Linked DNA regions of Mus musculus: regions 1 and 3 are each linked to region 2. Evidence: chromatin loops called from intact Hi-C (ENCODE). Cell type or tissue: heart. All regions are shown on one strand.

Region 1 (5,000 bases), 390 kb before region 2:
TGCGGAAAGGAGAGAAATATTGTGTGCGGCAGGAGCCAGTGAGGCTGGAGACTGGCTCCTAAAGCCACTGCCATTAAATGACTCAGCTCTCAGCAAGCTTCAGAGTGTGCTGTGTCAGGGGGTGTCCCTCTGCTGTGGGATTAGAGGGGCAGCTGGTCCAGGAATGCACCATGTATCACTGTCATCTGCCCTGGGTTCAGCTCTGACACTGGAGGCTTGTGGATAGCACGGTGTGTAACACTGGGCAAGTGATGCAATCTCTTTGGACCGTAGCTTTTTTTTTTTTTTTTTTTTTTTGGTAATCTGTGAAACCAAGACAAAAATACATCCATCATTTAGGAACATTTCGGGAAATATAAGTATGATAGGATTTAGACAACACCCGACACCCACAAGGCTTATCATTAGGCCCACAGCTGTGTATCCTGAACCCACTTGCAGGGCCCACCTCTCCCTGTGAGCTTCTCTCTACCAGCCTGCTCTGGGTTATGTAACCACTTGGCTTTTGTGGCCTTCGGAGAGCCTGGCCACACAGAGGGTGTTCTGTGACCCAGTAGCACTCTCCTTTGGGCACACTCCAGTCCTCCTGAGCCAGACTGCATTTAACGATGTCCCCAAGAGGTATGGGGGCACAGTCAGGTTTAGAGTCAGGTTAGAACTTTGGAAGGCCACCTGAAGAATAGATATGACCTAGGTTTCCTCCTCTTTATTGGGGATTCAGTCCAATGCTTAGTTCAAATCACAAGAGTACAAGAAATAATCTGTGGGCCTCTGTGTGACACTATTTCTGTCACATTTCCTTTGCTCTTGTTGCATGTCACATCTGAGGCATGCCCAGCTCCAACATTTGGTCCATTCTGTGGTTGTGAAGACTGAGGCAGAGCTGGGAGTGAGTTTAAGTGTACAGGTACTGGATGCCAGGCAGAGTCAAGTTCCAATTCTGGGCTTGCCTCTCGGTCCACCTTGCTTCACAGCCAGACAGTAAAAAGCTGTAGATTCTTTTTCTTCTTGGGTACCTGGTAATGGTTTGCCCCTGTGTCCCACGACTTCATTCCCTAAAAGTGGTGTGGATACAGGTTTTTGTTCAGCTCATGTGAGCATGGTGCCACACATTAGGCTTCTGTTCCCTTATCATTTCCATTCCCTGCTCCTCCTGAGACCTACACTGCTAGCATCTTAGTTGTATTACAGATGGCAAAATTTTTGCTTCAAGTGAGGAAGGTGCTTAAAGGTAGGGGAGCAGGGCAGGGGGAAGGTATAGAGAACTTTTGGGATAGCACTTGAAATGTATATAAAGAAAATATCTAATAAAAAATAATCAAAAAAGAAAGAAAGGAAGGAAGGAAGGAAGGAAGGAAGGAAGGAAGGAAGGAAGGAAGGAAGGAAAGGAAGAAAGAAAGAAAGAAAGAAAGGAAGAAAGAAAGAAAGAAAGAAAGAAAGAAAGAAAGAAAGAAAGAAAAGGAAGTGGGACTGGAATGGGAGGCACCCATCTCTCCTTCCTGGCAGCACCGATTGTTCTACCCACAGTGCTCTCTGAGTTTGCACAGCAAACTTCTTGACATCTTCCATCTCCATTCCTAGAAGTTCCTTCCCTTGCAAGCCATAGCCCTTTACACTCATTTGGACCTACTCTTCTTTTGGTAAGATACTGCCGCAGCTCCTGAGCAGGTAGCCCCTGTGTGTGCAGGAGCAGTTTGTAAGTTGTCCCAGAACAATGATTCCCAGGGAGTAAGTGCCCAGTAAGTGAGCATAAAATGAACACAGCTCACTGTATAGCTTGACTCTTTCACCTGGGCAGTATCTGTACAATGGGGAGACTCCAACATGACTCTTTTATACCCTAGAGCATCTAGGACAGTTCCAGAAGGCTATGCTGTTAGTATTTGTCCCTGTAAAGCTATGTGTTTCCCCCAGTTACTCCTTTGCTCATAACCTTTTGTTGACAGTCCAGATAAACATTGGTATTCTGTCTCCTGGCTTTCTTATTTCCGTGTAGGACAAGAAGAAGTGAAGTCTCTGCATATTCCCTGCTTATCGCACCTCAGGGCCCTGTGCAGATTCTTGGTGAGGAGATACCTGACCTGAGAGGACACCATGGACTGAGTTCCACATCTCTGTCACAATGGCTCCTCTGACTACAGCCCGGTCCTGACTCACATGCCTGGCAGAGGCCCATGGGAGGCCAGAGCCTGTCCTCTCTCTGGATCCTTGGCACAAACCAGTGCCAACAAACTAGAGGAGGAATCTTTGCCTTTGAGGTAGGAGCCAGCAGGGCTGTTGCAGATCGGCTAAGAAAATAACTCCTCCCAGTCTCCTGAGGTTCAACCAAGGGCAACAGCCAGAGTGGGATGGGCCGATCTCCCTGGGAGGGCCGGAAGCTGCTGGTGATAACAGCGGAGCTCAGGTGAATGCTTTCTGGTCAGAAGCTCAGATGTGAAAGTCTATGACTATGCTTCTGTTGACAGGCTGGAGTCTCATGTTCATCTCTTGGCTTGGCATCTGCATGCTGTGGCTTACAAGCTGGGTGGGCAGGGGCTCGTTTGTACAGTTTCTTACAAGAGCACAGGTAGGGGTTATTTACAGGAGCACTTTATCTTGTTAGTGGCTAACGCCACCGAAGAGCATAACTCTTCGTCACTCCAGCAACCACTAACTGCCTGTATCACCCCACGGAGGGGTGGAGCCTTGGGAGGTCTTCATTCTTTCATAAAGGAATATTGATGGGACAAGTCATGTATGGGTCTTACACAGATAATTACAGAAGCTGAGTATTTTCATGTGCAGTGGCCACATCCTGTCCAGAGGGCAGCATTCCACAACATTCCTTCCTCTGTCTCTTAGATTCTTTCAATTCCCTCTTTCTTGGTATTCCGTGGACCTTGGAGGGGCTGATAAGAGAGGGACACTCCCTTCTGTTTCCAGGGATGAGGAAATCCTTTTGGTTTGATTAGATGAGAAGAGGGGCTGAGGACCTTTCTCTTCAGTAGCCCAATCCCAGGAGGGCTAACTGTATTCATGGTTCACCACCCATCTGTTATAGGAATCTTGCCCTTGAACCCTTCATCTTTAATGCTATGGATAGGAGAGGATTTGCTGCAACATATTTATGGTCTGGAAGCTTAGTCCCCAGTATGGTACCATCAAGGATATAGAACCCTTAAGAGGAGCTCAACCCACAAATGGATCAATGCTGCCCTACAGTTGTGCATCAGGTCTTATTAGAGAAGCTCTGTTAGAGAGCCTGGCCCTTCTCCAGGGCTTTGCTCCCTCTCTCAATACTCATGGTCTCTCACACATTCTCCTCCCATCTGCTGTGTTGGACATAGCCAGAAGCCCTTCCTCAGGGCTCGAAGAGATGGGCCATCCAGTTGTAAGCTCTCATCCTCTAGAATTGCGTGCTAAGTACACCTCTTTTTCTTTGTAAAGTACCTAGCTTCTGGCATTATGGGAATGGAAAGTGGATGGAGACATTTATCATCACCCAGTTAGTCTGAATTTAATTCCCTGTAAAGGTAGAAGCAGTTACACCATCAGGGTCACGAAAGTCAGCCTTAAAGCAGGAGAGGCAAATAAGAGGGGGGGACATCATGACTGGGAGGAGAGTCTCTGAGTCCAGCTTTCACAGTGGCCTCTCAGATGTCCACCTACTGCTTCTTAATCCCTTGAAAGGCTCCTCTCTTAGCTAGGATCTCATCCTACCCATTCACCTCACCTCATAAGCGTTTGGTAGGTGGCAGGTGGCTGAGACTTGGGTGTAGGCAGGGAAAGAAGTGTAAATGACTTGTCTGGATGGCAAGGAGGTGGCTTGGCCTTTTCACTTCAAGGACTCCTGTCAGCAGAAGCAGCCTCCTCACCCTACAAATGGTCTGGAATCTTTTTTTTTTTTTCTAGACAGGGTTCTCTGTATAGCTCTGGCTGTCCTGGAACTCACTTTGTAGACCAGGCTGGCCTCGAACTCAGAAATCTGCCTGCCTCTGCCTCCCGATGGAATCTTTTGTTTTGTTTGTTTTTGTTTTTTTACAGATAGGTTTTCATTGGGAAGCTTTGGGTATCCTGGAATTAGCTCTGTAGATGAGCTAGGTCTGCTTTTGCCTCCAAGTGCTCAGATTAAAAGTGCATCACCAAAAACAAAAAAAAAGTGCATCACCACTGTGTGGCTTTGGAATCTTTGTAAGAGATACTATAGTGTGTTTGGGGGCCAAGAGAAGTGGAGGCACCCACTAGTTTTCCTGTGGAATGGAATAGAAGGGAAAGGTGAGCCTGGGTAGGTAGCAAACTCTTAGGTCTTCATCTCTAAGCATGCCACTTCCTATATTGTGCAGGGACATTGCATAAAGGCCATGGAGATTCGGTGGCTTTCTGAGGAGGATCTCCAAGGAGATCAAGAGACCTCACAGTGAAGGCTCTTAGTGTTTCCTGGGATTAGGGTTCTGTGCCCTATGCAGGGTACACAGAGTGTAGCCATGCCATACTTAAGGGGGCAGTCAAGAAATTAGTAGTTTCATGACAGATAGAGCCACCCATCTAGTTCATGACTGGGAAGCAGAGTGGGTAGAGTGTTCTCACAGGTCTCATGTAACCCTTCACTCTGGCAGATGGAGGCTTAGAGTAGGAAATCAATTGAGTTCTTGTTTGTTAGTTTTAAAGAAAGGAGACAACTATTAAACTTAATTCTGAGGTTCAGAGTTTGCATGTGTCGTCTGGGTTTTGGTGTGAGACACAGTTGGGTGACAAGGGTTTTCTTCTCTGTTCCCTGTGTTCTCTTTTTCCTTGGTTTTCCTCAGATTCCCTCACTTTCGTGAACATTCTTTGGGGGTCTACAGCTGAGGGTGAGTAGAGAACACTTATGGTGGGCAGACAGCACCTGCCTGGCTTGTGGGGGAAGACACACACATCAGCCAGTCCTATACACAAAAATTATAACCTAGGGGTAAGACCTACTGCCTTAGGGGTGATCTGATGTGGGGGTGTGCAGGTGCAAGGGGATGGGGTTAGGAGAA
Region 2 (5,000 bases):
TTGCTGATTCACTTTGAGCTTTGAATATTTAGGCATCGATAAATAAGGATCTTTAAGGGTACAGCTTCCCGTTCTCAGAATAGAAAAGGAGCCTCAGGCTGGGGAGTAATAGGAGAAAGATGCAGATCAATAAGACATAATTGGAGGACTCAAGGACAAGGTAGCAGGACGTGCAGAGGCGGCTCAGCCTTTGACGGCATCATCATCACAGTCCTTTGATACTGTTCTACAGAGAACTGTGGATATACCAGTGTTTATTTGACTGTGCATCTCACAGTGCCTAAGCAGAGCCCCTGGTGATCTCCTCTCCACAAGAGTCAGGATCTCACCAGTGACTGCCGAAGAGATGTTGTTAAGCCCCAGTACTGTACTAGTCACCCAGAGGTCCATAACCACACTGACTACCCAGTGACTACCTGAGCAAGCACAGTATGTAGTATTGGCACACAAGTATGACCAAGTAAGGCCATCACTTAGAGAAGTTGTAGCTCAGCAAGAAAGTAGGCAAAGAAAAAAAAAATACTTGATCCCTGTGGGCAAATTGAAAATAAAAATGTGAGTTGGGTGATAGTCAACCTGGGGAGACTGGAAGCTACCTGAACCACCTCTTCAGGAAGCACAAGTCTTCTAAGAACATGGGCCCTGTCTGAAGCTCTGTCCTCTATCCTAGTCAGATGACTACCAATCGAGTCCAAGCATATTCTAGTTTAATTTCTGTGGCTGTGATTAAAGTATCCTGACCACAAGCAACTTGTGGGAGGCAGGGTTTCTTTCACTCATAATTCCAGGTTCTAGTTCATTGTTGCAAGAAAGTTAAAGTAAGGACCTGAAGCACCCTGGAGTAAAGAGATAGAAATGCCTGTGATGTAATGCACTTCCTCTACTCCTATGTAGTCAGGGCCAAAAACTAAGGAAAAAAAGTGGTACCACCCACTTTTCGCCTGGATCTTCCCACATTGATTAAAGCATCAACACACACACACAGACACACACACACACACAGACACACACACACACACACACACACACAGACACTGCCACAGGTCAATCTGATCTAGACAATGCCTCATTGAGACTCTCTTCCCAGATGATTCTAAGTTGCATCAGGTTGGCAATCAAAACTGATCATCACAAGGCCATATACAAACTCAGCAGAAAGTTCATGACCAATGACGACACTGCCACAAGCTAAGAAAGTGTGGACACATGGCATAAGTCCCCCATGATGGTTGTCTTAGGGTTTTACTGCTGTGAACAAACACCATGACCAAAGCAAGACATATAAATGACAACATTTCATTGGGGCTGGCTTACAGGTTCAGAGGTTTAGTCCATTACCACTAAGGTGGGAACATGGCAGCACCCAGGCAGGCATGGTACAGGAAGAACTGAGATTTCTACATCTTCATCTGAAGGCTGCTAGCAGAAGACAAGCTTCCAGGCAGCAAGGACAAGGGTATTAAAGCCCACACCCAGAATGACACACCTACTCCAATAAGGCCACGCCTCCAAATAGTGCCACTCCCTGGACCAAGCATATAAAAACTATCACAATGGCTTTCTCAGTCTTGTCCCCTGACATCCTTACCCCATCTTTCCTCCTGGACAAGCAGACCAGAGGTTAGTCTTTCTGTACTCTTTTATTGCGATCAATACCAGTCAGGCTGACCTAAGGGGGGTGGGGGGAAGACTTATTACAAGGATCCAGGATGTCTCTGAGGACCCAGCTGATCAGCTTGACTCTTTACCAGGCAGGTATAACAGTGATCCAAAGGGAACAAGACAGGCAGCTTTGCAGACTGGCTTCCAAAGTCTCCCCCTGTGCCAATCCTAGCTGAGAAGGAATGCAGCTGGATGCTAGCACATGTGGTAAAGAACACTCCAGGGTTTTCACTGCCAACTCAGGATGAGTCAACACCATGAGGTGACTGCCAGAAAAGCCAACGTAATCTTGTGCTCATAAAAGAGAAGTGAGGATACAGCCTGCAGCACTGAGCAACACCCACCAAGGACCACAGAATAGACAGGGACCAGGGAGGACCAGAAATCATGTCCTACCATGAGCACTGGGGTATACTCGGGTGTTCCTGTCTGGTATAGGTTTCAGAAATTGGAGAGAATATCATGGGCTATGGTTTAATGGATTGTAGTCTGGGGTCAGACTGTTTGTTTGAATTGAAACCCCAACATAGGCAGACATTAGGTCCTTGCCACGCATTAGTAATGGACTTCTATTTTACTGTCGCCATAACCTTCTGAAGCTATAACCACAGTCAGTCCATATCATACAGATGAGACAACTGAGGGATTGAGATCCTTGCCAAGGACTACACTGCCAACAGGTTGAAGAAAAGGCTTTGAATATAAGGAGAGTATACTTTTGTTTATTCCCCTACATAGTACCATGTAAACCTGAATCCTTTTTTTTTAGTGTGTCCCAATGCTGCATTAAAAATCACTCAACACAATAGGGTGGTCGCACATATGCACAACACAGCTGTTGTGACAGTATGCACAAAACCTATGCTAGCTCAAGCCAGATAAAATTCCAGCATGAAGATAGGAAATGGGAATGAAACTCAACCCCTAGCTGAGAGACTCTGGGTAATCAATACCTGCTAGGAGGCGGAGCATCAGTTTTCTTTAAGGTTATAGCCTTATAGGTCAGTCAACCCCAGTAGCCACACATCCAAGAGCATAAGAGTGATGCCATTTGGATTTGATATGTTAAAAATAAAATAAAATAAAATAAAATAAAATAAAAGACAAAGGTGGGCAAGTGGGGAAGGGGAGTGTAGATCTGGAAGGAGTAGCAGAGGGTAAATGTGATCAAAACATATTATACAAAATTCTCAAGGAAAAATCACCTGAAGATGTAAAGGCTTAACCCAGATTAAAGGTCTATGTGTTCGCAGACCTGAAATCTTGATAGGACATGCTTATCTTTGCTCTGTTCAAAATCATATGGGATGGTTTGAAGCTGAGGCTAGGGCTAGGTCTGAGGCTGGCAGACAAGATGGGAAGGAAGCTGTACTCTCCAGTTGCTGCCTAGGAAGGGAAGATGGGAAGGCCTAGCACAAGAAGAGCTGGCTCTCGTTGGATGTCACCCTTTGTGGGATCTCCTCATGAGCATGAGGGTTATGAAGCAAACAGACATCTCATATCCTATATCTTGGCTCCCTGAGGACATGTCCCCAGATTCTCAATCACTTGTGCTCAGAGGTCATGCCATGTCCCCTTTGTCACATTCTGTTGGCTGAGGCAGTTGCAAAGATGCTCTTAGGTTCACGAGTTGGGACTCTAAATCAAGTACTTACTGAAGGAGTGTCACCACCACAAAGGGGACCATGTGGGGTGGGACAAACACCAATACACTCATTTTGGGAGAGACTGTCTACAGCAAGCATTCTCAGAATTCCAAGGATGGTCTGAGTGACTTACAATATGCCTCATCCTCACCAAACTCACCCCAGAATTCTGTTCTAGAAGGCATCTCAACCCCATCCTACAGAACAGAGAAAAGAGATGAACATTCAGGCCCTTTCATCTTGTCACCTGTGACTGGAGGATCTAGGAGCCCCAGGAGTGTTTGACCATGAAGCCACCTCCATGCACCCACATACTAGATGGTGACCACAGAGGCAGCTGCATGCATGGTGATGGACTGTGGGAGTCCTGACATCTGCCCGTCAGGCTTCGCCTCAGCCTTGCAGCTCAGAAACCATCCAGCCTTGGGCAAAGCTTTATTTCTCTGTGCTTTGATATTTCTGGAGAAACCCAGGTGCTTGCCTGAAGAGATGAATCAAGACAACGCACGTAAGGTGCTTTGTGCATTGTCTGGGAGCCAGTGAGGATTCTATAAATGTCAGCTTGCTGTCTTTACGGAAGCAACACAACAAAGACGTTTTCAAAGACAAATCTGTAACCACAACCAACAGTACAAATCATACACTCTCAAGCCCAGTTACTGCTCTCTGTCCATTGATGTCGCGATACACGCCTGTGTCAGGACACGGCGACAGAACACTGCGGGGCTCTCGCTGGCTGGGACAATCACACCCCTCTTCTCTCCTCCTCAGATAAACAAGCATGTGGTGGTTCTGCCTCCAAGAGCTCTGCTGTCCTTCCCTGAAGGGGGCCTCAGGTGACTCAGCTAGAAGGACATTCAGTGACTCATCAGGCACCAAGGACTGATTAAACGCCCTCAGATCTTGGGAAGGGAATAAACACCCAAGATACCCAAAGTTCGTTACCATTTCCAGACCCCAGAGGCTCCTCAGACAGGAGACCATCGACTAAATAATCAACTGAGCTTCCTTCCATGAGAGCGGAGGTGTTAGTCATTTGGTACACACACATCCCAGTGTGTGTCAGTATGAAGCACTGTAAGTTCCCTAGCAAAGATGCAGCCTCGTGGCTAGTCTCCTTTCTCACTCAACCCAAGGCTCCCCAGATCGTCCAGAACAGGTAAGTTCCCATTCGTGTCCCTAACTCAGATTGCTTCCAACAGGGATGACCTGGCTATATTGTCCCACAGACCCATCAAACCATTATAGAGGCCCACCATGGACTTACCTTCGTACATCAGATCAGGAACTTTTTCCATGGAGCACCCACAGTCTCACGTGGGTCCTCTTCTGCCCTGCCCCAGCAGGTGATCATCAGAACACCTTGTGCTTTAACCTTCTGATATCTGCCTCAACCCAACAACCTCTAAATCCATCTCTCGGGCCACCCCTAGCTTTTACTTCCTGTCCTAGGAGCTCTGTGGAAGGGACCAGGAACCCTGCTGTTCTCCTGGGACTCTTTAGTGACTCAATGAGGGCTACCCTTACCACTGACTTAGCCACTACAGGCTGAGTTGCATCTCTCCAACTCTCACATGCCCCAACTTCGGCACCTCAGAACATAGCTGTATTTAGAAACAGACAATTTAAAGAGACAACTAGGTCAAAGCCAGGCCATTTAGATGAGTTATCATCCAAGAAAACTGGTACTCG
Region 3 (5,000 bases), 210 kb before region 2:
GCTAAACCCCAGGACCACTGATCCCCAGTTAGTGGTGTCCATAAATTCGGATGCACTCTGTCTTCAGAAGAAAAAGGTTCCAAAAGGAAGCCCTTTCCCACAGATGCAGTTTGGCCCTCATGGTATGGCATTAGATGCTACAGCAATTTACTGTGGTTTGAGTGTGAAACCTCTCCTATCCTATAGGCTCATGTCTTTGATAACTAATTTCCCAGTTGGTGGTGCTGTTTTGGAAAGGTTGTAAATGTTTTAAGAATTTGAACATGCCTGGGTGAAGTATTTCGGGGAAGACTGGCCTTAGAATTTAAAGACTGGTCCCATTTCCTGTCCTCTCCCTGTTTCCTGTCTGCAAATATGCTGTGGTCACTCCCTTCAAGTTCAAGCTGCCATGCCTTCCCTTCTTAAACACTGATTCAAAATAAACCCTTCCATCCTTCAGTTACTTTAGGCCGGTATTTTGTTACAGTCACATAAGAAAAGTAACGAATACAGAATATATTCCAATTGCATAAAGGCTCAGGCATGATAGAAGTGTGTATTTTGCCATCCCATAAGTCCTGTTTAGCCTAAGACTTGTCAGTTCAGGGATATGACTTAGAACTTCTCTCTGATGGCTTGACTTGTTCCTGTAGGCTTGCCTTCCTTCATTGTTTATACTGAGCTGGTAAAAGAAAGGCAACAATGAAAATTTCCTACTTCTCTTCACCCATGGCCTGTAACTGCTTGCGTCATTGTCAGGAGAATGTGGCCACACAGTCACAAAGTCATCTTTAGTAGGGAAGGGGTGTACTAGGGATGACGACGAAACAGGTTTTGATGTAGTTTGTAATATTGGAACCTCTGTCCTTTCCAAATTCTGTGTAGAATGAAGATTTAGAGAAGGCCAACAAGGTTGAGACTAGGATGGAGTAGACAGGAAAGAGCTGATATCAGGGAGAAAAGGAGGAAAGAAAAGGGAAAACTGTACATTTCATTACTGGGAGGCTGGAGAAATATGAATTTGGCCTCTTAAATGTATTATGATAATGGTGAATTTTATAAGTGTGATAATAGTGTTATAATAGAAAATAATGACCTTAGATGATCTCTAAAGATGTGGTTGGAGGTGAGGTGTTGTAATAGCAGTAGCTTGCTCACAAATGATCCTCCCAGTGCTCACACCTACTGTGGTGCATATGGAATAGGTAGGAAAAGATCAAATGGGCGGAAATGTTTATAGTAGGCTTTTGTGGCTATGTATAGACATGGAACAAATCCTTTAGATACTGTATAAAATAAAGTAGACTGAATTTAGGGTAAATCTTGACTTTGGGAGTCGAAAGAGCCCAGGAGTAAGGGTAACACATAAGCTCTAAGACCAGCAAAGATGATGAGGGAGCTTGCAGAGCATTTGGCTAGACTTCCTAATATGCTAGAAGCAACGATTCAAAGGCAAGCCAGGGACAGGCCTAGACAGATGGCTCGGGTACATGTTCAGAGTTCATCTAAATGGAACAAGTTTGAATAAAGGTAAGTAATTTAACTCACTTTACTATCACTGCATACTCAAGAGCCAGATCTATGCTAGAGACTATGAATACACAGATCTCGTACGTGAAAGAGAAAAGTCAGACTTCGGAGGTTAGAATCTAGTGAGTAGAGAGATAACAAGTGACTATAAAACAGTATGATGTTACAGCTGTGACAAGTTAGAAGGGAGACATTCATGGTGCTTCGGAATACCATGATGTCTAATTTTTGGTTATAAATGGTATTTAAGCTAAGATTTGTAGGATGGAGATATTCTCTCTCTCTCTCTCTCTCTCTCTCTCTCTCTCTCTCTCTCTCTCTCTCTCTCTCTCTCTTTCATGTGTGTGTGTATGTGTGTAAGACCATACAACATATATGGATACATCCTCTTTGGTTAGTAGAAGCATGGCGGGTTTGCACAATAGATAGATCAGTATAGCTGCAGGTAGTGCATGTGTATGGTGACATCAGTGATGAGAGGGACCAAGCTATGTAAGTTGTTAGTGGAGTTGAGCTTTTATTCTGTGTCTTAGGAAGGCATGGAGTATAGGTTAGTGTTTGTTGTAAGCAGCATAATCTTTGTTGCTGCTTAGTAGGGAAGGTATACAGCACAAACATAGGGGACTTCTGTAGCTGCCTCAAGACAGAATGAGAGAGGGTGGAAGGGCCTGAGAACAGGAGACTTTTAAGCTCAGGGTCATGGGTTCGTTCCCTGCATTGAGCGCCATCTATTGTGTGTAATTTTAAAAAGCCTGTGCTTGGTCCAGCTAGGCTCTGGGACCAGCAGCTGCATCCGTCTCACAGCTCCCCCTGCTAGCTCTCTCTCTCTCCTGGTCTCCTGGTCTCCTGGCTTGCTGCATGTTCAATTCCACATGCGGCTGTCTGGCCATGGTTCTCTGGCTGTCTGGCCATGGTTCTTTGAGGCTGGCTTGCTAAGCCAATCAGGCCATCCACGCCCATGTGGCTGGTCTGTAGAATGCCAGTGACCTCCCAGGTCTCACTCAGTACCCTTTAGCTCCGTGAAAGGAAAAGACTAGAGATTTTTATATTTACACCCAGCCAGATTTGTATCCATAAATCTCCAATTCCAAAATGTTCATGCAAAAAACACACAATTCAGTTACCATATTTATAAACTGCACACCTAGGTTGGGTAGATAGACTGCTACACTACTCTATTCCCCAGCTATGAGTTCCCTAGCTACTTACAGTCAAAGATCCAAAACTTATCTACAACAAAATCATGGAAGAAATTTCCTAACCTAAAGAAAGAGATGCATAATACATACAAGAAGCTTACAGAACACAAAGTAGAGTATACCAAAAAAGAAAAGTTCCCTGCCACATAGTAATCAAAATACTAAATATACACAAAGGATATTAAAAACCACAGGGATAAAGATCAAGTAACATAAATGCAGACCTATTAGAATTATTCCAGACTTCTAAACCAAGACTTGAAAAGCCAGAAGGGCCTGGGCAGATGTCTTACATTTTCTAGAGGCCAGCCCACATATCTACACTTCTAGACAGATTCCATTTACAAAAGTTAAGGTCAAGATCAGGTAAGGTACCTAAATAGTCCTATCATCCCTTAAGGAAATAGAACCAGTCATTAAAAGTCTCCCAACCAAAACAAAACAAAACAAAACAAAAAAAACAAAAAAACAAAAACAAAACCCAGGTCCAGATAGTTTTAGTGCAGAATTCTACAAGACTTTCAAAGAAGACCTAACACCAATACTCTCCAAACTATTCCATAAAGTAGAAATAGAAGAAAAACTGCCAAATTTATTCTGAGCCCACACTTCCACTGATACCACACAAACACTCAACAAAGAAAGAGCATCTCAGAATAATTTCCCTTATGAACATTAATGCAAAAATACTCAAAAAATACTTGCAAACCAAATTCAAGAACTCATCAAAGACATCGTCTACCATAATCAAGAAGGCTCCATCCCAGGGATGCAGGGGTGGTTCAATATATGAAAATCCATCAATGTAACTCACCATATAAATAAACTGAAAGAAACAAAAGTATGGTCATCTCGTTAGATGTTGAAAAAGCCTTTGACAAAAACTAACACCTCTTCATGTTAAAAAGTCTTCTAGAGATCGGTGATACAAGGAACATACCTAAACCCAATAAAGATAACATACAGCAAGCCATTAGCCAACATCAAGTTAAATGGAGAGAAAGTTAAAGAATCCCATTAAAATGAGGGACAATACAGGGCTGACCACTCTCTCCCTATCTCTTTACTATAGTTCTTAAAGTTCTAGCTAGAGCAATAAGCCAACTAAAGGAGATCAAGGTGATACAAATTGGAAAGAAGTCAATGTATCACTACTATTCATGGATTAAGATATGATGATATACATAAGTGAACTGCAAAATTCTACCAGGGAACTTCTACTGCTGATAAACACCTTTAGCAAAGTGGCTGGATAAAAAAATCAACTGAAAGAATTTTGTATTCCTCTTTTCTACAAGTGATAAATAAGTTAAGAAAGAAGTTAGGGAGACAATACCCTTCATAATAGCCACAAATAATTTAAAATATCTTGGTGTAACTTTCTTTCACCAAGCAACTAAAAGACCTGTATGATAAAAACTTCAAGTATCTGAAGAAAGAATTTGAAGAAAATTCTTCAGAAAATGGAAAGATCTCTCATGCTACTGGATCAGTAGGATTAATATAGAGAAAATGGCCATCTTACCAAAAGCCATCTACAGATCCAACGTAATTCTTTACAAACCTTGAAAAAAATAATTCTCAACTTCATAAGGAAAACTAAAACATCCAGGGTAGCTAAAACAATCCTGTACAATAACATAATTTCTGAAAGTATCACCATCCCTGACTTTAAGCTACTGAGCAATCGTTATAAAGACTATATGATAGTGGTATAGAAACTGATGGGTTGATCAATGGAATAGAATCAAAGACCTAGAAATAAACTCCACACCTATGGACACTTAGTTTTTGACAAAGAAACCAAAAGCAATGGAAAAGGCAGAGCATCTCAACAAACGGTGTTGGCCTAACTGGATGTTTGCAAGCCCCCAAATGCAAATAAATCCATATTTATCATTCTGCACAAAACCCAAAACTAGGTGGATCAAATACCTCAGTTTAAAACCAGATACACTAAATCTAATAGAATAGAAAGTGGGAAATACCCTTGAGCCCATTGGTGCTTGGTACAGGAGACAAGTTCCTGAACAGAACACCAATGGCTCAGGTACTAAGATCAACAATTAGTAAATAGGGCTCCATGAAAATCAAAAGCTTCTGTAAGTCCTTTGACTGTCACTGTCACTGACACTGTCAATAGAACAAAATCACAGCCTACAGATTAGGAAAAGATCTTCAACAACCCTTTATCAGACATAGGGTTAATATTCAAAATATATAAAGAACTCAAGAAGTTAGGCACCAACAACCCAAATATCCAATTCAAAAATGGGATATAGAGCTAAACAG

What was found. A loop is a pair of places that touch in the nucleus more often than their neighbours do. Peaks named below come from ENCODE experiments on the same cell type or tissue, not always from the same donor. Only the 100,000 strongest peaks of a DNase experiment are listed, where the experiment ranks them.
Region 1: a loop joins it to region 2, with 9 times the contacts of the local background. A loop is called at or near these places in 3 of 42 quality-filtered maps.
Region 3: it touches region 2 in a loop (2.1-fold over the local background); 3 of 42 quality-filtered maps call a loop at or near these places.

Annotation. Positions count from the first base shown.
Region 1 is chr11:43,927,133-43,932,132 of GRCm38, forward strand. No RefSeq gene overlaps it. Among named protein-coding and RNA genes, the nearest start is that of Gm12153, 29 kb to the right of the region's middle. In heart, no CTCF peak of the experiment used is centred here; DNase peaks (open chromatin) are centred at 509 and 2,229; H3K27me3 peaks cover 191 bases.
Region 2 is chr11:44,321,631-44,326,630 of GRCm38, forward strand. No RefSeq gene overlaps it. Among named protein-coding and RNA genes, the nearest start is that of Il12b, 76 kb to the right of the region's middle. In heart, no CTCF peak of the experiment used is centred here; a DNase peak (open chromatin) is centred at 1,911.
Region 3 is chr11:44,114,470-44,119,469 of GRCm38, forward strand. All of the region lies in intron 5 of Gm12153 (a long non-coding RNA gene), which reads left to right. Among named protein-coding and RNA genes, the nearest start is that of Gm12153, 160 kb to the left of the region's middle. In heart, a CTCF peak has its summit at 2,231; no DNase peak of the experiment used is centred here.